Regions from separate parts of the Mus musculus genome. Here all the other regions are linked to region 1. The links are chromatin loops, found by intact Hi-C in ENCODE. Cell type or tissue: left cerebral cortex. All regions are shown on one strand. Region 1 holds the start of Slc1a3 (solute carrier family 1 (glial high affinity glutamate transporter), member 3). Region 2 has its middle 93 kb from the start of Ranbp3l. Region 3 overlaps Gm31340 (a long non-coding RNA gene). Region 4 overlaps Slc1a3 (solute carrier family 1 (glial high affinity glutamate transporter), member 3).

Region 1 (8,000 bases):
AGTACCCAGAACAAATCAGGTTGCCCCCCAGGGCATTACTGCTATAGTTTTGTTTTGTTTTCTTAAGTACATGCAGAAGAAGTAATTCCCAATACTGGGCCCAGACTCAAACCTTGCACTTCGTATGAGCTCTGAACTGAGACTCTTTGCATCTCAGTCCCCCCATTAGGTTTTATTGCAACCAACACAATTTCCAAGGGAGAATTACTTCCTTTCTCTATGAACACCAGACTCCTATGTTTTTTGCACAAATTGAAATAGTAAAATGGTAATAGCCAGAGTGTAGGGATTTCCAAAGGGGAAGGGGTGGAGGAAGGGAGAAAACCCAGACAGGCTCTCCTCTGTGCTAACCAGAATGGTTTGTCGGCCCCCCTTCCCCTCCTTCTTTTTTGCTGGGTTTGGAAAGTGAGCAAGGTAAAGCAGAAATGTTATTGATTTGAGTGTCACTGAGACTCCACTTAAAAGTGTCCTGTTTCTCTTTCCAGTACCCTTAAAGTGCAAATCATATACAGGGGGAAAAAAAAACCAAATCATAGTCGTGACAAAGGCATGGCTCAGGTTGAGATGAGGGTCTATGCACATCTGAGGTAGCAACAGGGAACAAGGAGCTTCGGTTTATCACAGGAAGTGGTAAACAAGGGATCTGATCTGATCTCTTAGATTATATCTGCCGGTCTTCAGAGTTGCTTAATGCTCGCTGTTTATCAGGCCCAAGACAGACTCTTGCCCTCAAAGAACTTATCATTGAGTTGAGAAGCCCCGACTTGACCTGATCTGGGAATCAAGGGCACAGGGCCAAGGCAGCACATAATTAAGTGTTAAGCAATCGAATGCAGATGCTAAGGGATCTGAGGGACAAGAGGAAAGAAAAGATCACGGAGGGCTGAGGCTGACAAGAGACCGAAGATTCTCATTAAATTGTTAAAGTAGTGTTATGGTAGGAAGTTGTTACAATTGCTGCTAATTTGACAGGTCAGGCACTCTTACAACCAACCATTACTTTCCAACTAGCAGCTGTTCCAAAGCACATACATGAACAATTAAGTCTGGCAGGGAACTTTTTTTTTTTTTTTTAAAACATAGCTCCCTGGATTTGCTAATGAGGAACAAAATGACATATTTTGGTGTTTGGATGACAGACACGAAAACTGAGCAGACTTTGCGTGGGGATCTTAGGGAACCAGCAAATAGAATGTGGGCTGTGATCTTGGGTGTGTTTTCATGTTTCTAGTGAGCCGTTTTCCTTCACCTCAACAAGTTCTTAAAACTGAGGAGAGAGGGGTAAGTCACTCTCAACAACTCCTTTTTTAACTTGCAGGTTGTATATTTGTGCAGTCCGTTTTCCTTTTAAGAAAAATGGCAAAAAGCTAGGTATGGTGGCACACACCTTTAGTCCTAGCACTTGCAAGGCAGGGACAGGCAGGTGGATCTTTGAGTTCAAGGCCAATTCGGTCTGCAGAGTTGGTTCCAGGACAGCCAGAGCTACACAGAGAAATCCTGTCTTGAAAACCCAAAACCCAACTAACCAGCCAACTATACACCACACACACACACACACACACACACACACACACACAGGAAGGAAGAGAGAGAAAGAGAGAGAGAGAGAGAGAGAGAGAGAGAGAGAGAGAGAGAGAGAGAGAGAGATGGAGGAAGAGAACAGAAAAGGAGAGAGAGAAAGAACAAGAAAACAAAAACCAAGAGAACTTTCTAACTCCTGAAAACGGGGATGGGGGCACTCAGCATTCTTTAAACGGAAGCAATTGAATAGCTTACCTTTGGAAGTCATGAGTGTGCATCTGCACTCTTGGTCTTAAAACAGAGTTTACTTTCTAGTTTGGCAGCGATCCTGATTTTTTTGTGTTTCTTACCTTTTTCTGTCCGCAGAGCAGGCAGCCAGAGCCCAATCAGATTCCTTATATTGGAGTTTTAAACTGTAAAACAGGGGCATGTCTCACCTTGTGTTTTGAGTAACTTTATACAAGTTGAGAGGGCGGCAGTAAGCATTCTCCTCTCTATACTTAATTGTATTCAGGATCCTTCCAAGAAATTTCAGTTATGTCCCCAATGCTAAAGGGGTGGGGTGCTACAACAGTTGTGTGAGCAGGCAAAAGAACACCCTCTGACGTCCCCTGAAGGGGAGGCAACCTGAAATGAGGTAATTAAACGTGGCCTTGGAGAAGTCTCCCAGACGTTCTAATCCGGACTTCCAGCGTCCATGTGTGTGAGCGCTTTAGTTTTCGATTCTCTCAGGTCCTGATTTTGCGTTTCTAATATAAGTGAACTAACAAGGCGTGAACGTGGTCTACGGAGCAAAACAAAGCCATAAAGCGTGCTTCTGTGGTGCCAAGATTAATCAATATTCCGGGGAGCTCGGGCTCCCCCCTCCTCCTGCTGTTTTCATTTTCCCACTCCCCCTTTCCCCAGTACAGGCTCCTCCTCTTTTCTTAAGTTGCCTGATAGTAAGTGGCGGTTTCAGAGCACATGCATGTTGTCAGGGCCAGCCTGCTCCGCCGCTCGCTAAGCTGTTACTCCGAGCTACCTGCTGGGGAATTCACCTCCACGTAGCCCGGGGTGTCTTCCTCCCATCCCAGAGTCAGAAAAGGTAAGCGCAGCCTTCTGTAGCCCGCGGGGCTCAGTTTTGCGTCCCACTTTTCTGTTTGCTGAGCGCCGGAGTAAAGCTAGCCATATTGGTAGGTAAGGTCCTGTTCGGACCGAGAGCAGCCGGCGTGTGCTAACTATGCAAGCCCAGTCCTCTCTGGGTTTGAAATTCAGTCGATCGAGGTTGGGGGTGGGGGAGTAGACGGACGTTCGAGATCTAGAATAAAAATCAAGATTGAACGGGTGTACTTTAAGGGGAACTGGCGGGTTAAGGACATCAGAATTATTAGTTTAAAAAAAATCTGGACTCTCCTCTCTTTATCCCCCCTCTTTAAACTTTTAATCTAGTGTAAAGTATTAAATACACTGCAGGTCTTACTATCAATGATCTCAACCTACAATTTTATTTAAAAGTCAAAACTCTTAAGTCTTTTTTTTTCCAACCTTGGATTTACCGAAAGCCTGCGAGTTGCAGCTACCTCCCCCACAGATGCACACGCTGGCTCCGACTCTGCCAGATACACACGTCCACAGGCGCTGCTGATCATCGCCAAAGTCTAGGGCTTAGGATTCATGTACAGCGGCAGGAGGAAGCCCTTGATTGCCAGCAAGGAAAATGGTTAGGCGTTTGTATTTAAATAACCTAAGAGCACTTTAAAGAAACCAGAAACCACACGCTGTAATGTTTGGAATGAAAGCTGGCTTCTCTCCTCCTCTATCCCCAAAATCCTAAATTTCAAAATACGGAGACAGCAGTGAAGGTCTCCTCCTCGCATGGCTTGCGGGTTTGCCCTGAACACAGATGGTGCTTCATGCTCCTACCTTCTAATGATATGAAAATGGATTGTGATTTTAGATCATTTATAGATGTGCCCAGGGCAATATGCTAACTTCACAGGAAAGGTTTCCCTGTAAAAGCCTCAATTGCATTTCTACTGTCACCTGGGCACTTGTGTTCTTTTTATGGCCGTATTTACAAGTTAATTGGCTCATGTTTCTTTCTTTGTGAAGTCAATAAATGAAACCAAAGACTCACACTACATATGCCAATGGCTACATGTCAGTATCTCAGTTAGCTCTTTTTTTTTTGACATAGTTATATATCTTTAACCGCATACAAGACATGAGTTCTCAAGTGGAATTTTTCTGTTTAGTTCAACCAGGCACTTAATGAGTGTGTGGGTTGTGCGAGGCACTTGGCTAGGCTCTGAGGACAGAGTGGAAATGTGGGTGCTTGGTCTCATCCAACCCTGAAGAACCCCTTACTCATTGAGGGGATAGAGCAAACTGGAAAAGGAACACAACTTTTTGCTCATCTATTCTAACTTTACGTTAATTTTGTACACATAGTCCAGTAAAATGCATACAATCTGGCCTGCTACCAAAGCTCTTCCGTCTTTTAATTCTCGTGCAATTAACTCACCGTCTGCCATCCTGTGAGCAGGTCCCGATTGCTCAGCCCAGGAGGCTATAACTTTTTTTTTCCTTTCTATTCCGCTCTAGTTGTCCTCTCTAACACCAAAGAGGAGAATTCACTTTCTGGGAACAAGTGCAAGACACTGACACGCAAGGACGTGATAAATTCCTAGAAAGATAAAATATGACCAAAAGCAACGGAGAAGAGCCTAGGATGGGGGGCAGGATGGAGAGATTGCAGCAAGGGGTCCGCAAGCGGACACTTCTGGCCAAGAAGAAAGTTCAGAGCCTCACCAAGGAAGATGTTAAGAGTTACCTGTTTCGGAATGCCTTCGTTCTGCTCACGGTCACTGCTGTCATTGTGGGTGAGTCGTTTGTCCTCAACCAACATTACAAAAGCTTGTATCCTGTTTCTTTGGGATGCATGAATGCCTGGGGGGTGTTATCAGATAGACTGACTGTAGGTATTCCAACTGATCGGTCAGGATCTCCTCTGCATTTGAAGAAGTTGGCTTTTCTTTCTGTTTTGTTTGTTTTGTTTTGTTTTTCCCCTCTCCAGAAACAAACAAACAAACAAAACCATTTGTTGGAAGCTGAACACATGGCAACCAAAAAGAATTGTTGGTAAGCCTCTTGCGCATCCATTGATTGTGTGCAGAAATGAGATAAACGCTCTCCGGTGCCTTTGGGGGATAAGAGAGTGATAATTGAATCACTAGGTAGGCTAGACTTGACCAAATGTTATCGTTATACAGTGTGCCACTGTGCAGGTTGGTGGTGGCGCACACCTTTAACCCCAGCACTTGGGAGGCAGAGGCAGGTGGATTTCTGAGTTTGAGGTCAGTCTGGTTTACGAAGTGAGTTCCAGGACAGCCAGGGCTACACAGAGAAACCCTGTATCAAAAAATAAAAACAAAAACAAAAAACAGTGTACCACTGCTACCTAAAACTGATTTATACAAGAGGCCCAAGATGAATCATGGGCCGTTGATAATAATTATATCCTTAGTACGATTTGAAACTGAGTATCGGTGCTTAAAAATGGAAGTCAAATCTGTCCTATGTTTGAATGCTCTCATGCAGTGACTTGGGAAGGTAAACTGGGAGATGGCAAACACAGGTCTCTTTCATTCATTGCCTCATGGAGCCTGCCATAGCTAGCTACATCATTTCTAAAATATTTCAGTCCCTTACTAATTTAGCATGTTTGATGGCAATCTATATTAATCAAACTTTTGTTTGCTTGGTTTACGGCTATTTGAAGTTTTAGTTTATTACTTAACAGGCAACACAGATCTTGCCTTAAAAATACAGATGAAAAAAAAAAAAACCTAAGTATTTGAAATTTTTGATCCAACCAGTGTAGACATCCTTAGGCTAGAAATATAGAAACTAATAATAAGTTCTAAAATAAAATTTCTACCAGCTTGCCTCCAAAAGACATTCATGTAAAAATTTAATCACTCTAAGATATCCATAAATTTTAAAGAATTAATGACTTCATAAAAAAATTAAGAAACTTGTATAACATATGATATAACTTTGTCAGAAACTTGACTTTATGGGTGACAAACAGAAACACATCAGGAGAGGAAAATGTGCCACACACTTTAGATTTATTCCATTTTAACAGCTCTGGCCCTTCTTAGTCATTGTTGATTAATGAGTTTCTGATTCATTGTAGAAAAAATGCAAAGGTGACATGTCCTGATTAAGCCAGAGAAAATAATCGCTTTCTTCAGTAGGTTCCCAGCTTTGAATGCATTCTAGGAAAAGGAGTTTTAACACTGTCTCTTTCTGAGTCACAGCTGTTGTCAAGCTTAGAGATAGTATAGTCATCACAGGGTTTACATAGACTACCTCTCCAAGGGTTTCATGTGCTCACACTTGTGATGGTGGATATGACAGTACAGACACCCTCATTTTATGGATGGAGCTGCTCACAAAGGGATTGAGTCTCTGTGCAGAAGAGAAACGACGTTAGTCTGATGCCAAACACTGGTCTCCTAACAGAAGAGCCATCTTACTCTTGCCCTGCTGATTACTGACTTGGATGAGAAATGCTAAGAAGGGAAATGTCCTGTGGTGTGGAGGCCAGCCAGCAAGGCATCACTACTGATGCAGCTCTTCAGCATCAGCACGCTACCATTGATTGACAGTGAAACTCAAGGGAAAGAGTGAGCTCGTTCTTCTACAATTAGGTCTCACCTCACACCCGTGTAATACATACTCACTTGTTTTGCATTAGTACCACTTGCATGGAGCTCAGTATGTTTGCAAAAGGCAGAATCAGCTATTCAAAATGGTGCTCTAAACACCAAAAGAGCTCATTCTGTAAGACAGGAATATTTCCATGAAAGAATAGAGGAATGGAAAAATACAGTATGGGGAGGGAAGTAGGATTAATTGAGAAGGAAGTTGCTAAATACAGAGACACAGCAGTGCTCCTCATGGAAGAAAACGCCAGGAATTGAGGATCTGTTTTCTCTAGTGCTCTCACTTCCTAGCCCAGTGTGGGGGTGGGGGACTTTCCTCAGATTTGTGAGAACTGCACTCAAAGTTGGCAGAGCTGGAGCCGATAAGTTGGCTGGACGCCCTCATGGTTGGCTTTACTAATGGAAACTGAGGAGTTAGAAGCAGTAAGAAGAAGAACACAGACACAAAGAAGAGCTCATTGATAGTCAGAGAGACCACCGAATTTACACCAAAGGGCCTGAATAGCAAACAGACAACTTATAAGCAAACAGATTTAGAGAAAAGGAAGATGCCTTTTGTTATCTATTGGTGTGCCTTCCACTGAGGGCCCAGCCGAAACAAAGGCTCCACTTGTGACTGGAGTCCATGTCTACATTAGCCCTTAACTAAACAATGGGGGAGGAATATGTCTGGATGTCAATTCTTTATTTGAACTTAAATGGGTGAAGGAGTCAAGACAGATGCTACCAAGAGAAGAAGAAGAAGAAGAAGAAGAAGAAGAAGAAGAAGAAGAAGAAGAAGAAGAAGAAGAAGAAGAAGAAGAAGAAGAAGAAGGTGGCTAGAGAGATGGCTCATCGGTTAAGAGCACTGACTCCTCTTCCAAAGGTCCTGAGTTCAAATCCCAGCAACCACATGGTGGCTCACAACAATCTGTAACAAGATCTGATGCCCTCTTCTGGAGCTACAGTGTACTTACAATAAATAAATCTAAAAAAAAAAAAAAACAAAGAAGAAGGAGAAGGAGAAGGAGGAGGAGAAATTATTTCCCCCAAATGTGATTGTGAATCATAGATAATAGTTTCCAAAATTCTTAGGTATGGTCAGCTCTCAGGGAAAGGTGCTTAAAAGTTTATCCAATTCATTTTGTGTTGTGGTTTTTTTTTTTTTTCCAGATAAGATGAATATGTATTTAGTGTGGCAATGGAAACTAGACAAGAATACTGTAGTCTAGAGGTAGAGATGCATGACTCCATGAATCTAGAACAAAGCAGAGAGTTGGACTGATTTCAGCATCATGTCCTCTCCAAGTACAGATGGGCAGTCAGGTACCATTTCTAAGCAGTGGCAAGGTGTGAACGTGTTGTGCTGTGACAAAACCTCATATAACTAGGGAAAGTTGGCAGCAAGTTAGAAGATGGCAGCAAATTCCAAGTCCATTTGGAAGAGTTTATGAGGAAAGCCTCAGACAGCATGTGTCTTCCTGGTTACTGCAAACATTTGATAAAAAAGGACTAAGCACTAAGAAGAGGGCTTGCTGTCTCCCTTCCGCTAGAAAACACTCTCATTCCCAACTCTGGTCGATTATGTTAGAGTGACCTCACATCTTGCTGAAAAGAAAGGGGAAGTTCTCTGTCTTGTTGAAGACACAGGATGTGTCCCTGTCAAGAGAATGTGTTTTCCCCGCAAAATAACCAGGAATAGGGTGTCATGAGATCAACAGCAAGGGATGGGAATCTGAGCACAGGAAGATCTACACAGCACCTGATGTTTTATCTTGTGGGGCTCCC
Region 2 (8,000 bases), 170 kb before region 1:
GTTTGCACTCAGATCCTCATACATGCAATTAATGACTGTGCTAACTCCCATCCTCCCATTACTTTTCCTATCCACTCTCCCCTGCTTTTTTCTCAGACTTCTGTCTTTTTTTATATCAGTCTGACACCTGAGGGTGCTGCCCACTCTAGAGGAGAATCGTTCCCTCTCTGTTCATTCTTCTAAAAAATGTCTTTACAGACACACCCAGAGGCATGTCTCTGAGCTGATTCCAGTTCCAGTCAAGTTGACAACCAAGATTGACCATGACAACCCAGGATTGGTATAGCTGGCTCATGTGGTTGGTCAAATTTTAATATTTTTTTGAGGAAACACCATAGTGTAAGTTACCATAGCAATCAGGAGTTCCACAGCGCAGCCACCATAATGGCAGCATTGATTTAATTGGCATCAACAGTGTACACATAAAGGGGTTTTCTTTTCTTCTCAGAAAGTTTGCCTACATTTGTTGTTTGTTATCTCAAGTACAACCATTACAACTGGGTTAAGATGAAATCCAAGACCTGGTTTAGTCTACATTTCCCAAAGGGGCTGAGAATGCTAAACATTTTATGTATTTATAGACCATACCTATTTTGAGGGTTGTCTATTCTATTACTTTGCCCATTTATTGATTAGTTTGAGAGAGAGAGAGAGAGAGAGAGAGAGAGAGAGAGAGAGAGAGAGTGTGTATGTGTATGTGTGTGTGTGTGTGTGTGTGTGTGTGTGTGTGTGTGTGTGTGTGTGTGTGTTTAAACTTTGGAGTTCTTTTTATACTCTCCATATGAACCCTCTGTCAGATGAATTACCTGAAAAAGATATTTCTTTTCTTTTGAAGGTTGTCTTCACACTGGGAATTATGAAACTGCACTACTTAATATAATTGTGAAATTAGATTTTCATTTTGCACTTTAGGAGATTTGCAAAGTGATAGCATGGTGGTATTAAGTAATGAGAAACCTCTTGGGCTATTCCATGATTGCTCCATCCATTTCCTTTAAATGATGTGTTTACTTAAGGGGCATTTGGTAGCCAGAACTGATAGATGGTGGAGCAAGCTCAGCAAGAAAGAGCTAAATGTTGCTCTGACGTACAATTGTACTGACAATTTTGGATTTGGATTTCTTTAAAAAACACAGAAATATTATAGGGAAAAGCTTTCTTAAGGTGCGGGACATGGAGCTGCTTCAGATTGTCCACAGCAGCTGACTATGATTTGCCCCGTGCTCTAGCACAAATGTGATTTTGCCAGTGACAGATCACTTCTGTGATTGTGTAACATTTGGAATTCTGGGGACTTTTCAAAGGGTATACAAATGCTAGAGCCCTGAGAGGCAAATCGGGTTGTTGGTTGGATGTTGGTTGCTGTTGGTAACAGTTTGTTATATAGTCATATGTAAAGAAGAAAGAAGAAGAAATTAAATATCCTGATGGTGAACATCAAACTTGCCCCAAGGAACTTGACACCCCTAATCATGACTAAATAGTCTAACGATAATGTCACCTCCTTTCCTTTCTATCCTTTTCCCTCTCCTATCTAGTGTTAGGGGATGAAAAGGGGTGAGAAGGGTATTAGAAGGAAGAGCCCTTGAAGTTGTAAAAGACAGCTATATACAGTGTAATAAGTGTGTATGGGAATATCACAGAAGCCTAGCATGGTGGTACACACCTTTAATCACAACACTTGGGAGGCAGAGGCAGTTGAGTTCAAGACCAGCCTTGTCTTTAGAGGGAGTTCCATAATAGTTACGGCTATAGAGAGAAATGCTGTCTCAAACAACAACAATATCACAAGGAGAAAACAAAGTCAGTTCTGGGTTCTCAGAGACAAAGGTCTATCAGTTAGGTTGAGCTATGTTCAATAGACCAGGATATGAACAGGATGTATTTGAGTGTGAGGCTTCCAAGGAAATAAATAGTAGAAAAATAATTTTATCTTTGTAAATGTGAATAAACTATTGCAACAACCATGTAAACTCAGTGCTCCTTATTCCAGTGTAACAGAAGAATCTCTGTCTTGACTGTAGCAACTCTAAACACAGTCAGACTTAGCTACTGTCCCCTCCATGACGTATTAGAACCATTCTTATAGTTTATACCCAAGGAGGGGAAAATGTGAGAACTCACAATGGAACAGGTAAGCCATCCACAAGTCTCTACCCATGTAAACCAAACCCTTCCCACTAAGCTGCACCTCCCCATCGAGAAATTGTGGTTCTAGTACATGGTAAGTGCTATGTTTGAACTATAGAAACTTTTAAAAGTTTTTTGCTTTGTGTATCATTGCCCTGCACACAAGGTTAGAACTTGGGTGGAAAATGGCTGTTGGCTCAAGTCTGGTGGGTATAGGATAGACTTAGTGGGGCTTCTGATGACATAAGATCTCATGTGACAATGGGAACCCTGAAGGCTGAGGGGCTAAGGAAGACTGTGTGCAGAAGTGGCACTTGAAGATCTAGGGGATGAACTGAAGGAGCTGAAGGGGATTGCAACCAGACCATCCAGAGCTCCGATAAACTAAACCACGAACCAAAGAGTATACATGGAGGGCCTCATGGCTCCAGATACATATGTAGCAGAGTATGGCCTTATCTGACATCAGTGGGAGGGGAGGACTTTGGTCCTGTGAAAGTCTGATGCCCCAGTGAAGGAGAGCACTAGAGTTACCACTCTAGTGTAGGAGTGGGTGAGTGGGTGAAGGAGCACCTTCATAAAGGTGGGGGGAAGAAGAGGAGGGATTGGATGGCAGATTTGTGGAGGGGTAACTGGGAAGGGGAATATCATTTGATAAATAATTTATAATTAAAAAAAGAGGGGCTGGTGAGATGGCTCAGTGGGTAAGAGCACCCAACTGCTCTTCTGAAGGTCAGGAGTTCAAATCCCAGCAACCACATGGTGGCTCACAACCATCCATAACGAGATCTGACTCCCTCTTCTGGAGTGTCTGAGGGCAGCTACAGTGTACTTACATATAAATACATCTTACAAATAAATAAATCTTAAAAAAAAAAAAAAGAGGCAGAAGTGGCACGTCATCCACCACGTTGCTCGGTCACTAGGGCCATCTAAACTAGGGCGTGTCACTAGGGCCATCTAAACTAGGGCACAACATTTGCAGAACAAGACGCGATGTTTGTAGCCCTGTTTGTGAATACAAACATCAAAGGCTATTCCTAGCATACCAAGGAGAGCACGCCTCCAGCTTCAGTCTTCATCTGCTGTATTTCCCATGCAAAATCTTGTTTCAGTTTTTACGGAGCTCCTCTACTTTACTGTGGAAAAACAAACACCCACAGAGAAATAAGAGAATCCTTGTGAAAAAACCTGAAGCAAAAAAAGAGTTCCTGCTGCGGAGGGAGTTTAAAGAAAACACCAGTGTTATGGAAGTTCATTTTAACATCGGTGTTTGGAAGGGAAAGCACATCTTTTTCACAGCCAGCCTAGTTATGAATGGTGATTGGGTTCCCAGATGAGCCCACAAAGGACCGCTTAGCTCACACTCTTCCTGTAAAATGCATCACATTGCCTGAGTCTTGTGTAATGTCCTCATACCATCGGCTGTTTTTCCACTATGCTCACTCTCTACCACACAAGCTCAGGAGAGAAAACTTTTAAAAATGAAGAAAAGTGTGAAGAAAAGAAAAGAAAAGAAAACTACCAAAATGTCCAATTAGAGTTTCAACTTGAATACAATTTATCCTAGTTATCTAAAAATTTTATATAGACTTATTGTGGTATGAATAGCATTATATTTTAAGTATATTTTAAATGTAATGTGGTACATTTGACATATGTACAAAACTGTCAAACTGTCATATCAGCACAATCAAGACTTTCAAAACATCTACACGCATGCAAAATCATGGCCTCATTTCTCTTTGCCTGGGGTGCTAGAGGCAAGGATTACAAATACTCTGCCTTTTGCCACTATAGAGTAAATTGAATTTTTAGAATTTAATTTAACTGGGTTTGTGGAGAATGAGAATCTTTTATTCTCACTTCTTTTATGCAGTATACTTATTTTGCTAGCCATCCACGTGTATCTTATATCAATAGACTATTTTAATTGCTAAATAGTATTTTGTCAGCTTTATATAAAATAGAGTTCTTATCTATTCACATACATGTAGATAGTAGGTATAAGATTCATAAAATGATCATCAAAAATGGAGAGCTTGAGAAAAGCCTTAGGAAAGAAGTTTTCCTGACCCTCTCCCACCCTCCTGGCTCTCATCCTTCATTGCCCCCCTAGGCAAGCTATGGAGAAGGAATTTCTCTCCCCTACAGCAGATTATAAAAACCAGGATCACTTTTTCCCAAAGGCAGCTGTAAAACTTTAAAAATATTATTTTAGCTTCATTCCATCTTTCTGTGTAAGAACTGTTCCTAAAGAAATGAAGACCAGAGGGTTCCTTTCCCATTCTCCAGAGGAAGAAATTCTACAGTTGGGGAGTCAAGGAGAAGCGAAGCTCTCTGGCTTTGAGGGTTTCCTCTTTGGTTTATTACTTTTGGGTCACACCTTTTTGTCCAATCGTATTTCTACATGGCTGTCCATGCATCATTAAGCACAGACATAAAAATGAATAGTCCAGAGAGTAATGTTCTCACCTTAGGCATGTGATAAATTTCATGTTTTATTTATACTGTAAAAGATGTGAAGAGTCTGTCTTGGGTCTGTGTGTCTTCTTTCTCAAGGCTTCCGTATCATCTAAAACTATGATCAATGAATTTGCTATGCTTTTGTCTTCTTAATCTGTCTTTGGTCACATGAGTATGAGAAACCATCCTTTATCATGGCTATGAAGGGGGGGATCACCTTTTCCTTTAGCCATATATTGGTTCTACAGACAATTCTCCAGGTTTCTCACACTAATTGTGTCCAATAGTCCAGTTGTAATGCTAACTATCTAGAGCTGGCACAGGCCTCAAAGGTCAAAGATCCAGCCTTATAAGGCATCCTTAATTTCTGGCATGATTTACAAATGATCTCCTCAGGTAACTCCCACTTCCCTGGGGACACCTAAAATTTTAGGGCTTTCCACAATTCCCTTTTCTGATCCCGCAAGGTATTCAAAACCTCACACATCTCTGGGAAACATTTTATTAATCTTTGCTATTTTATTATAAAGATACATCTGAGGAACTACTAAGTAGAAAAACATATACATAGGAAAGCAAGGGTGGGACAAGTCACTCTTCCCAGAACTCAATGTAGCCACTAACTTAGAAGCTCTCAGATCCATGGTTTTACTCATTAGCTCTACGTTGCTGTAATAAAATACCTGAGGCAATTAATTTAGAGAGAAAAATATTACTTTGGATCACAGTTTGAGGGAATTATAGCTCAAGATCAAATGAACCACTGCTTTGGTCCTTTGGTCATCTTGCCAGATGGCCATGGAATAGAGAGTATGATAGACCAAACTGCCCACCTCATGGCCAGGCAACAAAGGAGCAAGAAACAATCCCTTTCATGGGCACACTCCCAATGGCTTAGAGAAATCCCACTAAGCACTGTCTCTTAAAGGTTTCCTCACCTCTCAATAGCAATACCCTAGAGAACAAGTCTTTAGTATATAGGTCTTTGAAGAATGGTCAACATTCAAGCTATATCCTTGCTAGGTAGGAATGCTTATGCACATGTAGTGTACAGGCATGACTGTGAAACCATTGACTTTTGACAGCTGAATGACAAGATCTAGTCTCTCATTTTCTCCAGAGGTACTGGTGGTAGGCTATAATTTCTATTTATTTATTTATTTATTTATTTATTTATTTATTTATTTATTTATTTTGGTTTTTCGAGACAGGGTTTCTCTGTGTAGCCCTGGCTGTCCTGGAACTCACTCTGTAGACCAGGCTGGCCTCGAACTCAGAAATCCGCCTGCCTCTGCCCCCCGCATGCTGGGATTAAAGGCGTGCGCCACCACGCCAGGCAATTTCTAATTTTTTAATCATGTGTTTACTTTCTGGTGACTAGTCCCATCCTGAAGATATTAGAGGCAACACCCAGGATCCCTTCACTAGCATGAACTCAGGTAAATTCTAGAAAAACCAATTGCAATTAACAAAAGACAATGCCATCATCAGAATCCCCAGGATTTAGAGACTGTGCTACATACCAAGGACAAAGATTAAATATGTCCATATTTATTATACTACTGGGTTATTTCTTTTTTGAGGCTATTATAAATAAAAGTTCTGTAAATGTTCATGCTCAAGTCCATGCATAGACGTATGCTTTTATTTCCCTTCGGTGAATACCTCGGAATGGAATGACTGGACCATATGACAGATACATGTTTAATTTCTTAAGAAATTACCAAGTTCATTTTTCAAAGTAGTTGCACTGTTTTCCACTGCCACCACTGTGTATGGGAGTTCCAGTTGCTCTAATCTTCACCGAATCTTTTGGATAGTGTTTTAAACTCTAGTTAGTCTAATAGCACCACAGTGTTATGTTTATGGGATTTTTGACTTGCATTCCTCTAATGATGAGGCACATGTTTTCATGTGCTTATGCTAAAAAATACACACATACATCCCTAGAGTCAGCATTTCACACTATGCTAACTACTGTCACTGTATAAGTTCCTTAAAAAAAAAAACTATTTAGATAAGAATAAAATAATGTGCAAGTCACTATAACCTTGGATGGTGATAGTTCTAATGATTTTTCTTTTTCTTGGTGTTGCTTTAAGTATTGCAAGTCTTTTGCATTTTTCTATGAATGAACTTAAGGATCTACTTGCCAAATTCTATCCCTCTGGAATTTTGATAGACATTGTATTGGATTTGCAACACAAAACATAAAAATGTTGAAGTATAATAATTTTAACAATGTTAAATTTTCTCACATGTGAAAATGTGATATGTTTTTATACTTTATAGTTTTTATAGTATAAACTTCCAATTTGATTGTTAACTTTATTCCTAGTTATTTTAGATTTTTTTATTCAACTGTACCAAAAAAGTGAATTAAACTATAGTTAGCTTTGTGATTTATCTTGTATCCTATAGACTGGCTGAACTTCTTCATTAATTTATAGTTTTATGTATATGAGATCATAGTAGCTGCAATTTCAGATACTTTGCCTCTTCCTTACCCATCTGGATGTCATTTATTTTATTTTCTCTCTGCTGGGTCAGTGTCTGATACAATGCAGAAATCGTGAGAGCAGATATATTTGCTCTGCTTCTGATCATAGAGGAACGCATCCAGCCTTTCAGTTAACTACTAATACTAGTTTTGAGCTTGAAGTCATCCTAGTCAAGTGAGGATTTAAAACCAACAGGTACAGAAAGGTTAAGTGGTTTTTGAAGATCAAGCCTGCGGGATTTTGTCAACATAGACAACCTAATTATGAAATATATAGAGAAGAGCAAAGGAACTGGAAGTCATCAAACTGCTTGGTGTTGGCCATACCACTGTCTCTCCTCACCCAGATTATGCCCAGCCTTCTCTTCATGGTTCTATTATGATCTGCTCCCAGCAGACTATAACAGCCCAGGCGACTCACACTGTGCTTAGGTTAGACTGTGTTCCTTCCTTCAGCAAGTTCCCTCCTCATTCAGAGAATATCTAACATTCTAAGGTCACCTCTTGGCTACCTCTGTAGTCATCATCCTTGATTATTATTCATGCTTACTATTTACTAAACACATATTCAGAAGACATTCCAGATTCAAAGACATTATGATTACTGTTCTGTCTAAAAAATTTTTTTCTGAAGATATCCATATCCTCACTCCACCAAGACTCTGCTCAAGTGTGACTTTACTAGACAGGACTTCCATGATCACTCTGTCACAGAGCAGGCACCTGCTTCAGACTTTGCCATCTGCTGCCTGACTTTTATCCTGATAGAGTTTCCTCAATGGCTTTTACCCCTGATGGAGCTCAGAAAAACGATACACTGAAGAAGGAAGGATTTAAGGTATTGGAGTCTACTCAGAGTCTCGGTCCCTCTGACAGGCGTGGGGAGGCTCTACTGCCAAATCCT
Region 3 (8,000 bases), 73 kb before region 1:
CTTTGATGATCTCATACTCCTTTCCTTTGAGACATTTAGAAAACAGTCTCCTTGCCAGGAATCCCATTACAGTCCAGCCCCACAGCCTTGTTGAAGGAGCTTGCAGCTTTCTTTCTGATAGTCTTGTTTTAACAGGACATGTATTTCAGATGTGATTTCTTTTAAAAAATTATATATCTATCTTTTTTTCCTGTACCTGCCTAGTTTGGACTGACATATGGACTCAGGTACAAAGAGTTTCAAGGGCAAGATGATACTAAGAAACATTACAATAGGTGATTTCAATGAAAATGGTCCTCAGAGGCTCATAGGGAGTGGTGCTCTTAGGAGGTGTGGTCTTGTTGGAGGAAATATGTCACTGGGGGTAGGTTTTGAGGTTTCAGAAGCTCAAGCCAGGCCTGATGGCTCATTGTCTCTTCCTGCTACCTGCCAATCCAGATAAAGAACTCTTAACTCCTTCTCCAGCATCATGTCTGCCTGCACACTGCCATGCTTCCCTCTATGATGGCAATGGCCTAAACCTCTAAACTGTAAGCCAGCCCCTATTAAATGTTTCCCTTTATAAGAGCTGCCACGCTCATGTGTCTCCTCACAGCACTAGAAACCCTTACTAAGACAGCTGGTGAGAGGATAACGAAAAGGCAATGAATATTTGTCAAGCTAAATTTTCTGGGATCTTGGGATACAAGGAGCCAGTGGGAATAGCTGCCTCTAAGTTACCCAAAGGGCAAACTTTTCTAAATCCATAATTAATACTTAAATTTACAGATTTCAATATCTATCTCTCAAGGAAAAAAATGTGTTTTGTCTATGGCTCCTAGTATATAATTTCCTCCCCCAAGACAGGTCAGAGAAACTAAATTTTCTCTTCTCCAAGGCAAGTCATACAAACTCTAATACAAATATATACACACAGAGACAGACAGACAGACAGACAGACAGACAGACAGAAAGGCAGGCAAACATGCAGGAAGGTAAGAGACAGGCAGGCAGGCATGTGTATACACTTGCATGTACACACACACACACACACACACACACACACACACACACACACACACCTTTCTGTATTGGAGTTGGCCATAAAGGAAATCTCTGAGGGACTGAAGAGATGGCTTAAGTAGTTAAGAACACTGGCTGCTTTTCTAAAGAACCAGAATTCTCTACCCAGCACCCACATGGCATCTAACAGCCATCTATAACAACAGTTCAATTTCTGGAACTATATCTATAACATCCAGTGTCCACTTCTGGCTTCTGTATACTCCAGGCACACAAGTGGTACACAAAAATACATGTAGGCAAAACACAAATACACATGAGATAAAAAAAAAAAAAGATGGATACGTAATTTTTTTAAAATAATCTCTTTTTTAGCATTTATTAGATATTTTATTTATTTACATTTCAAATGCTATCCCGAAAGTTTCCTATACCCTCTCCCCGCCCTGCTCCCCTACCCACCCACTCCCACTTCTTGGCCCTGGCGTTCCCCTGTACTGGGGCATATAATCTTTGCAAGACCAAGGGGCCTCTCTTCCCAATGATGGCCGACTAGGCCATCTTCTGCTACATATGCAGCTAGAGATACGAGCTCTGGGGGTACTGGTTAGTTCATATTGTTCTTCCACCTATAGGGTTGCAGACCCCTTCAGCTCCTTGGGTATTTTCTCTAGCTCCTCCATTGGGGGCCCTGTGTTCCATCCTATAGATGACTGTGAGCATCCACTTCTGTATTTGCCAGGCACTGGCATAGCCTCACTCGAGACAGCTTGTCTATCCTTGCCTGAGAATAAGTCTTAGACCTTCCTCTACCCGCAGAGCCCTTGCTTATGTCCTGGATGGAGTTCAGTGGGACAGAGGCCAAGAAGCAGAAAGGCCTTTGCAGGCTTCCCTGTGCTCCCTAGAGCATCACACACACATTACATCACTCACATTCACAGTGAGTCTCACAGGGAACCTGAGAAGGATGCTACAGAGAGCTTCTGCATAATTGAAAATGGAGAGGCCCCTGGTGTGTAGGGTATGTGCAAAGGAGGCATCACCCTCCTTCTCCCTTCTCCTTCTCCTCCTCACTTCATCCTATGCACCTCTTCCTCGTCATTCTTTGTAACACTCTATTTTAAACTAGCAAATGTACTTCCTTGAGCTGTGTGGTCCAGTCATGCAAGTTAATCTAGTTCAAGAATGGGGTCAGGGAATCCTAATTTGTAGCTGATGGATTAGAAACTCGGGCTTGAAACTGGCATCTGGAGTGGGGCCAGTCCTGGGACTGAGCCCTTAGCTGGTGGGATCTGACATCATCACTAGGTAGAAAGGATCCAGACTGGATTGGTTCAGAGCACACACAGCCTGTCTCCTCCAGCATCAGTTGCTTACTCACAGATGGAAACAAACACCCACACCTTTAGGGTCTCAGAGGGGGAAGTGAGCCATTTTTCTTCTGACATGCATCAGTAGCTACTTCTGTCAGAAAGTGGAAAGTTCTCAAGTCAGTGACTTCAACTCCCATCTTAAGAAACTGGAGAAAGAAAGAAAGAAAGAAAGAAAGAAAGAAAGAAAGAAAGAAAGAAAGAAAGAAAGAGAGGAAGAGAGGAAGAGAGGAAGAGAGGAAGAGAGGAAGAGAGGAAGAGAGGAAGAGAGGAAGAGAGGGAGGGAGGGAGGGAGGGAGGGAGGGAGGGAGGGAGGGAAGGAGGAAGGGAGGGAGGGAAGGAGGAGGGAGGGAGGGAGGGAAGGAGGAGGGAGGGAGGGAGGGAGGGAGGGAGGGAGGGAGGGAGGGAGGGAGGGAGGGAGGGAGGGAGGGAGGGAGGGAGAGAAACCAAAGAAAATAGTAAATATCCACACAAAGGTCAATTAACAGAAAAACAGAAGGGAAAAATGTGTGAAGGCAAGAGCTTTTGGGCTTGAAAAAGTCAGTAATACTGACGGCCCTCTTTATTCAGGAAAACTGGAGATGTAATGGAGAAGACTGAGATCACTATTATAGGAACATAAAGACATCTGCATCTCCAGATCTCCAGATAGTAAAACAATAGTAAGGGTGTGCTATGTGCAACGCTACAGCAATGATTTCAGCGGCTTCAACTAAGCGGGCCACTTTTTTGAAAGCAAGAAACCCATAAAGCTCATTGGAAGAGACCAGAGCAGAGAAAGAGTATGTACTATAAGAGTCTACTTAGATAAGCCTCTAGAAAATGAAGACTAACATGAAGAGAAGCTGATATACATTGCCTGGAGATTTTGGGGGCGCATAGGCTGGGTCAGGAAAGGGGGACAGGGTTGACTGCAAAGGAGCCCGAGAGAAATTCGTGGAGGAAGTGATGAATGCGTTCATTAGGCCGTGATGATGTCACCACAATCAAGTAGTGAATACAGACGTCAAAGCACATTAAACCGCAGGCTTTCAAAACGTGCAGTTTATTTTGAATGTCAATTAGGCCTCAACCAGAACGTGAGGTTTCCTTTCTAATTCGGAGGGTTTTTCTGTAAACTGTGACTCTGTGTTTAAAGTTTGAAGCTGAAGAACGATCCAGCTTGGTTAGAAAAAAAAAAAAAAAAAAAGCCCTCACCCCAAACAATGCGTACCCTGTCATATGCATCTAGGAGGCCTTTCTTTTCCAAGAGAAAATGTGGGGTTTGGACAAAGACGGAGCACTGAGTTAGGGAGCAAAGCATGGCTGGAACTTAGCCGGAGCCACCAAAAGTGCCAACCTCACGGAGCAACAGCTCCTTTGCCCACTGTCTCCCCGAGCAATACACAGGCCAAAGAGCTGGGAGTCCATTTTCTTTGCTTCTGGTCTGAGGCATGAGGACTGACTCCGTCCAACTTGCCAGCTACCCTGCCTTCAGGCCACACGCTCAGCAAGTTGTAGTCCAAGTTACTGTATGCTGAGCCTTTAAGAGCATTGTTCGGGCCCTTACTACGGGCAAGTCAAAGACCTGGGTTTCTCGGCCGTGGACTCAATGACGAATCCATTTGGGTGTCTGAAGCTGGCAGTGTTTGGTCCGTGAAGGCAATTGAGATGTTCTAACTCTCTTGCGACCCAGCGATTTTTACTCCCCACGAATTTCCCTCCAACCGAAACTTGGCTCCAGTGTCCTGCAAACCAGACCCCGGGGTGGTTACAAAACAAGAACCAAAGGTCTGGTAGTGTAAGAGCGTTATAGTTCCTCTGGGAGTCCTGCCTCCTGCCTCCACCACCCTCCATCCGCCAGTGAACAGTCGGCCTTTCCTCTCACTGTGGGGAATGCCACCGCTCTCTCAGAAATGCCACCACGGTTGCCCTTGGCAATCCTTTCTTGTGCAATGTCCTTTCTCAGGAAGATGAATACAAGCTGTGCAGAACTGAATGTCGATCCCACCCTCGGCAACCAGCAGTCTCATTAAGCAAAGACTAAAGGACCCCGGGGAGAAATACATTTGACTGACTCTGGAGTTCAGGGAAGAACCATGAAAGGGGGAGAGATTTCTTCACAAGTGGGGGCGACTTTCAGGCAATCCTCCTTACCCCAAAGCCCAATGTGCTCACTTCCTGGTAGGAAGGCCATTTTAAATTCTGTCTCTGTGTTGATTTCATCAACGGGACCCAGGAGTAGAAAGAAAAAGGTAGAGGTCTTTGTGTCTCTCTTTAAACATGAGTCTGCCAAGGGCGTCCTGGGTTTTTCTTGACCAGGGCTTTTGCTTGCCTTGACCTTGCCTCTGATTCATAGTGGACCCTCACGTAAGTCGGTGTCTCCCACAGACTCATTTTCTCCATGTGCTGAGGGAATCTAGACTCTGGGTTTTAATCCTGCAGTTTCTATACTGACAGGTTTAGTTAAGGCTATCTTCTGAAGGATGCCTGGAATTCTGGGCTCTCAATAAATCAGTCAGAATCCGGCAGAAATAATGGTTGTCCACAAAGGACAGCCACCCCATTTCAATTTATGTTTACGTGACCTCCTGTAGCACGCTTTGGACAGTCTGGTCAAAGAAGCACTTCGTGCTACAGGGAGGCCCAAGTGCAAAGGCATCAGAGATGATTAAGTAAGGTTAATTCAGAAACAATTGAATAAGGCAAAGTCTTGTTGGCCACGCTCCAAGAAAACTCTTTTCCCTGTACAATGATCAGGCTGCCTTTGAAGTTTCAGAGTCTTAGCAGAAAAAAAAAATGCAATTTTTAATGTTTCACACAGCATTCAGTATTTTGCCCTGAATAGATTATTGTAGCATTTATCATGGCCCAAATTTATCTGGTATTAATTATTTGTAATAACAGAAGCCAAATAGCATAAAGCAAGACATCACTTATCCAGTGTCAAGGAGAGGAAGTCGATCAGTCAGCATTCCTAGCTGCACTGGTAGGACCAACTCTAGCTTGATTGGAATTGAGAGAGAATGACTTTCTTCCGTGTGCATTAGGTGTGGCTGTGCTCACCCAGGCATGCATGTGTGGAGGTCAGAGGTCAACGTCAGATGTCTTCTTCACTACCCTCCATCTTGGTTTGTTTGTTTGTTTGTTTGTTTGTTTGTTTTTTGACATAGAGTACCCATTGAACCTAGAGCTGTCTGTTGAGACTAAACTGGCTGGCCAGTGAACCCGCAGAATCCTATTCTGCCAGAATTGGGGTTGCAGATATAGCTACAGCCGGCTTTCGAGTTGTGGAAGTCAGAATGCAGCTTGCCTTAATTGCAAAACAAAACCTTTTATCCACAGAGTCACCCTCCAGACCCATGTAGTGCCCTTCATTAAGGATACCACTCTGGACCAGGGAATTTTGTTCCCCTTTAACCTCATGACCTCAGACATCATCCAAGGTATACCACCAGATATGTCTCCTGTTAACTAAGTCCTATCTCCTTGGACACTATTTAGTGAGATGAAGGATGGAGAAAGACTACAACTTGGAATCTGCAGGGGAGACAGGAAGCTTCTGTAGGAGATGAATGATTGCATCTTGCCCTGGTAGCCCACCTCGATCTCACCTTCTGTTTGCCCATGGCTTTCTCCAAGTTCATGTCTCAAAGGGCATCATTCCACCTTTTTGGAAGTCTTCTTGGCACTGTTTTTCTTCTCTATAGCTAATCTCCCACACAGACAATTCATCTTAAATAATCACATACTTAAAATTCTTCAGAATATTCCAAGCATGTTTAAAATAAGACCCAAGTTCATTATCATAGACAACAAGACTTTATGTCATAGGACAGTGATTCTCAACCTCCCTAAGGCCCTGATCCTTTAATTCAGTTCCTCATGCTGTGGTGACCCTAACTATAAAATTATTTTGTTGCTACTTCGTAACTATAATTTTGCTACTGTTGTTAATTGTAGCATAAATATCTGATATCAAATGAAGGGTCATTTGATACCCAAAGGGGTCATGACCCACAGGTTGAGAACTGCTGTCATAGACCTTTGCTTACTCTCCAGATTCAGTCTGTATCACTCCCTCTCCTTCCTCCCTTCCTTCCTTCCTTCCTCCCTCCCTCCCTCCCTCCCTCCCTCCCTCCCTTCCTCCCTCCCTCCCTCCCTCCCTCCCTCCCTCCCTCCCTCCCTCCCTTCCTTCCTCCCTTCCTTCCTTCCTTCCTTTTCTTTTTTCTTTTCTTTTTTTTTTTCTTTTTTTTGGTCTTTTTTGTTGTTGTTGTTGTTCCATCTGTCTGGAATGCTCTGACTCATGATTGGACTGAGTCTTTCTTGTCACTCACATGACGAATCCAATTCCTCCTGTATTCTTTTTCTCTTGCTGTTATAAAAAAAAATCACCACAAATTTAATGGCTTGAATAATATTAATGTATTATAAATGTAATACAAATGTAGTACAAATATACTACAAATGTATTAGTATACTACAGTTTTAGAGTTCACAAGTCCAAAATAATTCTCACAGGGCTTAAGTCAAAAGGTTGGCAGAGCTGTAATCCTTCTGAAGACTCTAAGGGTCTTCAGAATATATTTCCTGGACTTTTCAAGATACTGAAAACCTCCCTTATTCTTTGACTCCTTCTTCTCCCTAAAGGTAGCAATGATGAACCAAGTCCTATGATCATCCTGACTTTTTCTGCTTCCCTTTTGGGAATCTTTGTAAATAGCTTGGCCCCAGACAGTCTATTGTCTTCTTGTATTAATGCCATCTATCATCTCAAAATTTCTCTTAAATTCTCCAGGTTCTGCACATCAGGATAGGGACATCTTTAGAGGCTCCTACACTTCATATCAAACACCTTCAAGTTCCCAAACACCTAACCTAATGCGCTCAGTAGTCCTCACAACCATGCTAATCACCCTCAGTTCCATCACCCCCCCCCGTTTTCTGAAACAATCCAACCATGTTTAATCTTACAACAAGCATCCTAAGGGCAAGGAGCTTACCTCACCCATCAGAGCTAGGGCTGTGCTAGAGTGCTGAGCTCAGCATATAACAAAGACTCCGCGAGCAAGCGAATAACAGAGAGAGTGTGAAATAAAAGGATTGTATTTGCTACTCTACATGTTGACATCAAAAAACACCTGGGAAAGCAACTTAAGGAAGGATTTATTTTGATTCACAGTGTGAGAGTCCCTTCGTTGTGACAGAGAGGTTATGGCAACAGGAACTTGAGACACCTGGACACATTGATATGCAGTCAGGAAGCAAAAAAAAACAAAAAAACAAAACAAACAAACAAACAAACAAACAAAAAAAACCAATGAATTCTACTGTTTAGCTCTTTCCCCTTTTTTCATTCAGCTAAGGACCCCAGTCCGTGGAATTATGCCACCCACATCTAGTGTGGGTCTTCACATCTCAATTAATCTAATCTAAAAAATTCCTCACAAACATGCCCAGAGGTGTGTTTGCATGGTAATACTAAGTCCCATAAAGTTGGCAATTAAGATTAACTGTCACAAGAACCATCTGTTAAGAAAATAAAATAGGATGATGGTGGTGCACACCTTTAATCTCAGCAGATGAAAGGTAGAGGCTGACAGATCTGAGTTCAAAGCCAGCCTGGTCTACAGATCAAGTGTCAGGATG
Region 4 (8,000 bases), 76 kb after region 1:
AGAGGGGCTGGAGAGATGGCTCAGCAGTTAAGAGCACTTCCAGAGGTCCTGAGTTCAATTCTCAGCAACCACGTGGTGGCTCACAACCATCTGTAATTGGATCTGAAGCCCTCTTCTGGTGTGTCAGAAATAGCATGCTCATATACATACATAAATAAATCCTTTTTTTAAAAAGAGTAAAAGGAACAAATGAGCCCATAGTATTAGTATAAAAATAGTTTTTATCCCAGCACGCTTCTCCAAGGAGACTCTGTCCCATGCTTTGAGAACTGTTAGTACAATGGAAGGTGAATGAAAGAAAGAGAAAATGTTAAATAAACTCAGGAAAGAGGACTGGGGAAATGACTCATTTGGTATGGTTGCATGATGTGTGCATGAGGGCTTGAGTTCCAGCCTCGGAACAGTGCCCATGTAAAAAGAGCAGAGCACAATGTCACACACCTATAAATCTCCAACATTGGCACTGGAAAGGCAGAGGGAAGCAAGAGGACCCTTTGGAACGGCTAGCAAGCCAATCTAGCTAAATCTCCAGTGAGACACCTTATTTCAAAACAAAGTGGAGAATAATTAAAGACCACACTTCTGGCTTCCACACATATGTACATGCACACATAGAGCGTGTGCGGGTGCTCGAGCACACACACACACATGGGGGGGGGGGGGGAGGTCCTCACTGTTCACCTTCTGTTTATAGTCACACTAAATAGCTGGAAACTAATCACTTACTTGTGATTAGTTGTAGGTGTTGTGGGTCCAAGTATGAAATCATTCCACTATTACATTACCCAGAACTTAAAAGATACTTCTTTTTTTTTTAAGATTTATTTATTTATTATATGTAAGTACACTGTAGCTGTCTTCAGACACTCCAGAAGAGGGCGTCAGATCTCATTACAGATGGTTATGAGGCACCATGTGGTTGCTGGGAATTGAACTCAGGACCTCTAGAAGAGCAGTCAGTGCTCTTAACCACTGAGCCATCTCTCCAGCCCCTAAAAGATCCTTCTAAAGCCTTCTCCAGCCAACTCACGATAGGTGCTGGGATCTAGTGGTTTTCATGGGACCCTCTCTTTTCCTTCCTGCCTGCCTCACCTGCAGGGACCGCCTCCGAACCACCACCAACGTACTGGGTGACTCCCTCGGAGCAGGGATTGTCGAGCACTTGTCCCGACATGAACTGAAGAACCGAGATGTTGAAATGGGGAACTCGGTGATTGAGGAGAACGAAATGAAGAAGCCGTATCAGCTGATTGCCCAGGACAATGAACCGGAGAAACCCGTGGCAGACAGCGAAACCAAGATGTAGACGGACAGAGAAGTGCTTTCTTAAGCACCAAGTGTTGGAAACTGTTCTACAATGTATCCATCTCCCTGGGCTCACTTTCCCAGTGAGCTCCTCTTTCCTCCCTACTCTGATAGGATTGGAAAACGGCCAAACACAAAGGAGGGCTCTGCAGCAGCCCAAACCTATCGGTTTTAGCCTACATTTGAAAATTTTAAGTCATTTCATATTATTCTTACCAAGTAAGCTACTACAATCAAACACAGTTTCGATATTACCAATTTAGGTGGCAAACGATCCTGTGCCATTGCTCTGTAAGTAAAAGAATTAAGCAAATGATAGGCTACCGAAAAAAAAAGTTTTAAAATCAACTTTCAAGATGTAAAAATCCTTCAGAATGCAACTGAGTTTTAATCTTAAAACATTACAACTTGATGAGCAATTATCAGTTACCCATTGAGTAGCTGAGAGGTTCCCATTTCTTCTGACTCCTGCCCTGACTTTGTCAGCATCAGGGCAATCCCCACATGCACACAGCACAGCTGTGAGGAGGAGCGGAGAGTGAGGCTCCCAAATGGTCTAGAGTGAGCCTTGTCTCATCCATTGGCCTCAGTGTTCTCATCCGGAAAATGAGTGACTCCTAGACAGGCCTCTCTAGCCCAAACTTCTGGAACATCAGGAAGGACCCTGCCCCTGTACACCATGAGGATCTCAGACAGGACACTTATTGGGAATGGACATTTCTCTCTAGGGGCAGGCTGTGTGTGGCTCACTAGATCCTGGGTTCAAAATGTTCGTTCTATCAGTAGACAGGTGGAAGGCCATCCTAGAAGGCCTATTGTCCTGTTTTGTTTTCCAATACTAGAGGCCCTCCCTTCTGGGGTACACTTCCCAAATCCAAGGGAAGACAGTCTCTTCAATTAGATGTCTAGGAAATAAAGAGAAGACTAGCAAGTGTGCTCAAGTCTTAGTGTGGAACACTAAAGAGTGGAGAAAGAATAGAGTATGGCCAACATTACAAAAGGGAGGATTCTTTGAAAGATCAGGAAAAGTTGGTTTTCTTTAAAGACTAAAATGGAGAGCTATATCTCAACCCTTTTTCTGTTAGCCTAAACACTTCCTCTTCAGTCCCTAATCAGCCCCCAAAGAAACGACGTCATAACACCACTTCCTCCTCATCTCCCAGTCCAACCAACCACATCTCTGGGACAGATCCATACGCTGGGTGGATGGTCTCATTTCTGAAAAAGATTTTTTTTTTTTGGTTTTTTTATTTGTTTTGTTTTTACTATTTTAACCAGGCGTTCTTAGGATGACAAAAACAACATACTCTTTTTTGTATAGAGATGTCTCTTGACAAATCATTCAAAAGTCTCATCTAGAGTGGAGTGTGCTTGTTTATGTCCCTACCAAAAAAAAAAAAAAAAAAAGACAGATGAATCAGCATGAGGATAACATCACTGAGGATGGAAGAAAACACAGCAGGAGAATTCTTTTCAGGCGAGGCAGCTCCCAGGTTTAAAAGAGATTATATTCACTCCCTTAGGAATATCCAATCAAAGATACTCAGTGAGAGCCATCTGACAGTACCAGCTGCTTCAGACTTTCTGAGCGAAAATGATGAATGGACATAATTATGCTAACAGACTGAGCATCTAGAATGGCATCTCCCAGTCTACAGTTAGAGATAATTTCTAGAGATCCTGAGCATCCCATGTATAGAAAGGTTAACACTAGGCTGCGGGGGAGTAATCATTTAATGGCAAGCTCTATTTGGGAAATACACTACAGAGGTTAATCTATGTGGCAGTCATTTTTCGACACTAGTTGAACAGACCTTAATCGCATCAAATTAATGCTGTTTACCCGGTGTGATATTTTTTATACTAACCATTTCTTACAGAAACAGATTCACAAGGGTGATCCTTTTGCTGGTCCATCCCGGGCTCTGCCTATGTGTGTACCCACTGTGGACTGGGAAACTTCACTTTGTAGATGTATTTTCAATAAAGAAAAAATAGTTTTACATTAATACATTTGTATGTTATTTATTCTTTTCCCCGTTGATGGACATATGGTAGTGAGCTCAAGAAGTGTTAGAGAAAGATGCCTCTCTGGGCAGTAAAATCTTGGCAGAATCAGCTGGGGATGTCAGCCATGAGGCAATATGTAATGACATGCTCAATCTCTTAAAACAGGAGTCAAAAGGAGGAGGAGATGAGGGAGTCATGGTGCTCCGACACTTGCACTTGGTTGCCCAGGTCAGATTCTGATTTCACATATAAAAGGGATCATTTCTGTGTTGGGCTTAGAAAAGCAGAACTCTACCATGGGGCTCTTTCAAACAGTGATTGTCCTGTCTGACCTTCAAATTAAATAGCTTTATCTCTGTTATTACCGCTGCCATTTAGAGAAAGGACGGGATTGGATCCCAAAAGGCATTTCAAAGCAGCCCCGGTTACTAATAACCACTTATGGGAGACTATTCTCCTTCAAGCTTCGTAATAAAAGAACTGGTGAGCAATATCACAAAACCTCCAGCTTGAAGTTCTAGCTGTATAGCCTTTAATCTCGCTGGCTACCAGCAGGGGGCAGTCACCTACAGACAAGTTTCCTAAATAGAGCTTGCAGAGGGTAGGCCATCCTTAGGAAGACTTCAGTAGAATGACTCATGTTTGATAATATAAAATTTAGCACGTTTGCATTTTTCTTAATTTTTATCAGTTTTCCTATAGGAGGTTTCTTTTAAAAATCAATGTATTTGAATCTTTTTCTAAGGCATAGACGATACTCACGTAGCCAGTCTGGGAATAGGATGGAGATGGCTCAAAACAGAGAGAACAAAACTCAGTTATCAACAAGAGATCAATATCCGCAAGCCTGTGGAATATTCTAGATGTTGGAAAGTGATCTGGGAAGCACAGAGGAAGTCAACCCACTACTAGAATGTATTTGTTTCTTAGCCAATTTCTCTGCACTCTACACCTAAGGTGGAGTTAGTTTGTGAAGGCCACGGAGCCATCTTAAGAAGCTGGACTGTGTGAGACTGGCCGGGGCCATTGTGTCTGTGGAGCAGGGAATCTCAGTCCCAGTCTGACCAGAATGAGAAGGAAAGAGGTCAATATCCCCACATGGGTGCTCATAAGTCTGTTCATAAACAGAACTATGAAAAAAACAGTAGGCTAACATTTTCTACTGTTACTAAGTAAATATATTTAGTTTTTTTTGTTTGTTTTGGTTGTTGTTTGTTGTTTCTGTTTTGTTGGTTGTTCTCTCTCTCTCCCTCTCTCTCTCTCTCACACACACACACACACACACACACACCACATTTTCTTTAAGTTTCTAGGCCCTCAGAAGTTAAGGTCCTTGTTTTCCTTTTCCTGTATTCAAGGGAGGTGGACGGGATTCTAGCACAGGGATTCTAGCATAGAGTCTGAAGGGAGCTTGGAGGGAGGGTTTGTTTCCCTCTGGATGGGGCTTTGTGGAGGAGACCCCGATGGGGCCCCCGGAATGCAGGGCCTCTTTCCGGGCAGCCTGCAGGGCACTTGACCCGAAGCTGCTGTCAGTCATGAGGCCTCTGTGTTACTAGGTTGTGTTTCCACTGCTCCCACCCGGGTGGTCCCAGATCTGGATCAACAATGCCTAGCTCTGTGTGGCCTTCTCTCGGGGCCAGGGCAGCTGAGTGCTACGACTGGGGCACACTCTGAATGAATAAGCCCACAAAAAGGGAACGGGGAGGGAAGGGAACGGGTGAGTTGTGTCCTAAGAAGTGATGAGAACATCCACTGTGCCTAAAGGTGGGGGGTATTGGGGGGGAGGAGCCCAGCCAGGACCACCACAGAGAATGCTCTGGTTTGCCACCTGAGAAGTCACCTGAGCTACACCTAATTCTAAAGTGCAATAACAGGAGGGCTTAATGGGCTCAATCTGTATAAACCATCTAGTGGCTTAAAATCCCCAAAGGCTCTCCTTTCTTGGTTCCCTCGGTCACCTTATCTATGCAAGGTCTCTCAGAAAGGCTTCATTTTCCTAGGGACCCTTCAGCTTTTCTCTCCCATCACCTCTCGGAGATCCTTGACAACCTGTGGGTCATGACCCCTTGTGAGGGTCAAACGACCTTTTCATAAGAGCTGCCTAGGGCCAGCAGAAAACACATAGATTATGATTCTAACAGTAGCAACATCACAGTTATAAAGTAGCAACCAACTTTATGATTGGGGGTCACCACAACACAGGGGTTACAGGACTAGGAATTAGAATTAGGTTGAGAATCACGGCTCTAGACTGTAGATTATAGACTACAGAGGACTCTCATTCTCCCATACTTTCTCAGACACACACTTGCACTCTGAAGACAACATGGCAACCCCTTCCAACCTAGGACAGAGCTGTCCAGCCCACACAACTGCTACTCCAGCCTTGGGTTTCAGGACATTCTTCTTTCACTAAGTTCTAACTCTGAAGGAAGGGTTATCACATAAAATATGGCAGCCCATTAAACTTTAACTTCAGGTAAGGAACAAATATTGTCTTAGTGTAAGAATTAAATAAATAATACAGTGATTATGAAATGGAAGACACTGGAAGTTCTATTATTTGATAATATGGGAAGCCCACATACAAGTGAAGTGAAAAATAGAAAATAATTCCTATTTGCCTTAGTACAGTGGACATAATATGGGAAAAATATGTGTTGGGGGAGGGGAGTTTTTGTTATAACCACTTCAATTTTTAATTGCTAAGTGAAAGCAAAAACATTCTTTAAAACTCCCACATCTAGAATTTCCTACAGTTTCTTTGTCCTGGTAATATTATCACTGATTATGTCCTTGTAAATCTTGTGGCCACCATTTAAAAGCCTGATGAATCACTTTTGAGGCTCCACGCAACTGTCTTAAATAAATTAAATGGTGTTTAGCTTATCTGTACTTGAAGTACTTTAAAGCTGGCATCTGCTTCTCTCTCTCACTCTCCTCTTCTCTTCCCCCATCCCCTCTCCATCCCTACTCCACATAGAACATTCTCTGTAACCCATTAAAATACAGACATGTCTCTGGCATTGCTTTTAAGAGATAGCACATTTTCCCCTTTACTTGAGGGTGTCTTTTAGAAAAGTACCTATGTGTCTGCCCTATTGTCCTGTTCAAACGTGACCAATTTTCCAGGAGCTGTAAAGAGGGAAATGGGGAATTTTTTTTTTTCAAAATCTTTTCCAGATTCCAAATGGCAGTCATTCCACAAAAGCCCCTACATTAAGCCAGGTATGATGGCGTGGGAAGCAGGGTCCAACTGGGACAGCAGAAGGAACAAGTAGAGACACTGTCTCCCACCTAGGAGATGGTGGGTCCATAGCCGATTTCAAGACCGCCATCAATCTAATGGGAAATGGCATCAGGTGGCAACTTAGGAGCGCTTTCTCTAACTGTGTAAGTTTGGGGAAATTTATTGAGTCCTGAAAATGCCCAGACAGGAGCTTGGAGACATAGCCATTGCAAGAGAAAATAAAAACCATTTAGAATCAGCTCAGCTGGGAGCACTGAGCTGATCAAAACGGTCTCGGCCAGGAACACCTATCTGAAGACTACCACCCAGAGCCACTGCATTCAAACAACAGGATCCCAAAGCCGGCTTGCTTTTAAACCTAGGAGAACTATGCCAAACAAACAGAAAGCACAGCTGTCCTAAGGAAAATGTCACGCCAGGCATAGTAAACTTATGCCTGTCCTTATACTTCAGCAGGTTGAGGCCAAAGTACCACAAGATTGAAACCAGTTAGGACTACCTAATGAGATCATGTCTCAACCTGAGAGAGAGAAAGGGGTGGGGAGAAAAAAGAGAGAGAGAGAAATGTTTCCTGAAACTTAAAGACCTTCAGATGTTGTTTAATCCCAAATCTGGACCCAATTGGTTAATCTATGTCATAATATACCTGACTTCTCAATCGGCTTGCAAAAGTCGCTGGACCTCGGTGATCCCTTCTGTACCTGTGGAGGTCAGATAAAGTCGCCATCCCCAAACCAGCTTTCTCATTGAGTTACCATGTTAAAAGGAATGCTCATGAAGTGAGCGCTAGTTAAATGGCACATAAAGAAGTTCAACTTCTTTATCTCGGATGTATGTAATTATTCACTTTGCAGAAGTGGTAAATGAATAAACGGGACACATATACATCATTTATATACATGTGTGTTCATCAAATTCTCAGCTCAGTTCTTGGCACTCTGGACGGCTCTTGAAATGTTTATAACGAAACGGGCCAGTGAAGACAGAGAGGCTTCGCGGTCCGCAGATGTGATGGATGGATGGAAGCAAGCCCGCGAGAAGCTGCAAGAACTGCTGTCTTCTGGGAGGGAGGCTGGAAACCAGACTCTCCGAAATCTGACAGAGCTCTTCTGGAGGGGCTCCGGGCGCTGCACCGGGGCAGAGCAGATTCCCCTGCCAGTGTCTGCGATGCTTTTGTCAGTGCTGGCTCTCTCTCAGCAGCCCTGCGCTGCATGGTGGTTTTGTGAAGCGCATAATTCGACACTCCGGGGAGACCACCCAGCTTCCTCTCCCAGAGTCTCCCAGGGAACAAAACTGTCCCTCTGTGTGCCAGTGACCTCCCCCTCTGCCGGCCCCCTTCCCACTGCTGTCCCCCACCCCCACCTCCCAGCCAAGGGGAAATGGAAAAGCCAGTCAAACCTTCCCTGGTGGGAACCAGGAGATTTGCTACTAAAGC

What was found. Hi-C counts contacts between places; a loop is a spot of excess contacts. Peaks named below come from ENCODE experiments on the same cell type or tissue, not always from the same donor. Only the 100,000 strongest peaks of a DNase experiment are listed, where the experiment ranks them.
Region 2: it touches region 1 in a loop (2.3-fold over the local background); 5 of 42 quality-filtered maps call a loop at or near these places.
Region 3: it touches region 1 in a loop (1.9-fold over the local background); 2 of 42 quality-filtered maps call a loop at or near these places.
Region 4: it touches region 1 in a loop (3-fold over the local background); 4 of 42 quality-filtered maps call a loop at or near these places.

Annotation. Positions count from the first base shown.
Region 1 is chr15:8,704,944-8,712,943 of GRCm38, reverse strand. Slc1a3 (solute carrier family 1 (glial high affinity glutamate transporter), member 3) reads left to right here and starts at 2,137. Exons shown (of 10, transcript NM_148938.3): 1 at 2,137-2,605; 2 at 4,105-4,382. The coding sequence starts at 4,202. It overlaps Gm31340 (a long non-coding RNA gene), which reads right to left and starts at 1,918. Exons shown (of 5, transcript XR_383822.2): 1 at 1,872-1,918. In left cerebral cortex, a CTCF peak has its summit at 7,157 (motif pointing left); DNase peaks (open chromatin) are centred at 2,476, 3,166, 5,874, 6,589 and 1 more place; H3K4me3 peaks cover 4,143 bases; H3K27ac peaks cover 3,560 bases.
Region 2 is chr15:8,870,554-8,878,553 of GRCm38, reverse strand. No RefSeq gene overlaps it. Among named protein-coding and RNA genes, the nearest start is that of Ranbp3l, 93 kb to the left of the region's middle. In left cerebral cortex, no CTCF peak of the experiment used is centred here; a DNase peak (open chromatin) is centred at 3,301; H3K4me3 peaks cover 232 bases; H3K27ac peaks cover 201 bases.
Region 3 is chr15:8,777,649-8,785,648 of GRCm38, reverse strand. The region is part of intron 2 of Gm31340 (a long non-coding RNA gene); the gene reads right to left. Among named protein-coding and RNA genes, the nearest start is that of Gm31340, 71 kb to the right of the region's middle. In left cerebral cortex, no CTCF peak of the experiment used is centred here; a DNase peak (open chromatin) is centred at 4,247; H3K27ac peaks cover 319 bases.
Region 4 is chr15:8,629,438-8,637,437 of GRCm38, reverse strand. It overlaps Slc1a3 (solute carrier family 1 (glial high affinity glutamate transporter), member 3), which reads left to right. Exons shown (of 10, transcript NM_148938.3): 10 at 1,099-3,314. The coding sequence ends at 1,306. Among named protein-coding and RNA genes, the nearest start is that of Gm46508, 51 kb to the right of the region's middle. In left cerebral cortex, a CTCF peak has its summit at 3,859 (motif pointing right); DNase peaks (open chromatin) are centred at 3,860, 4,924, 7,618, 7,785 and 2 more places; H3K4me3 peaks cover 649 bases; H3K27ac peaks cover 303 bases.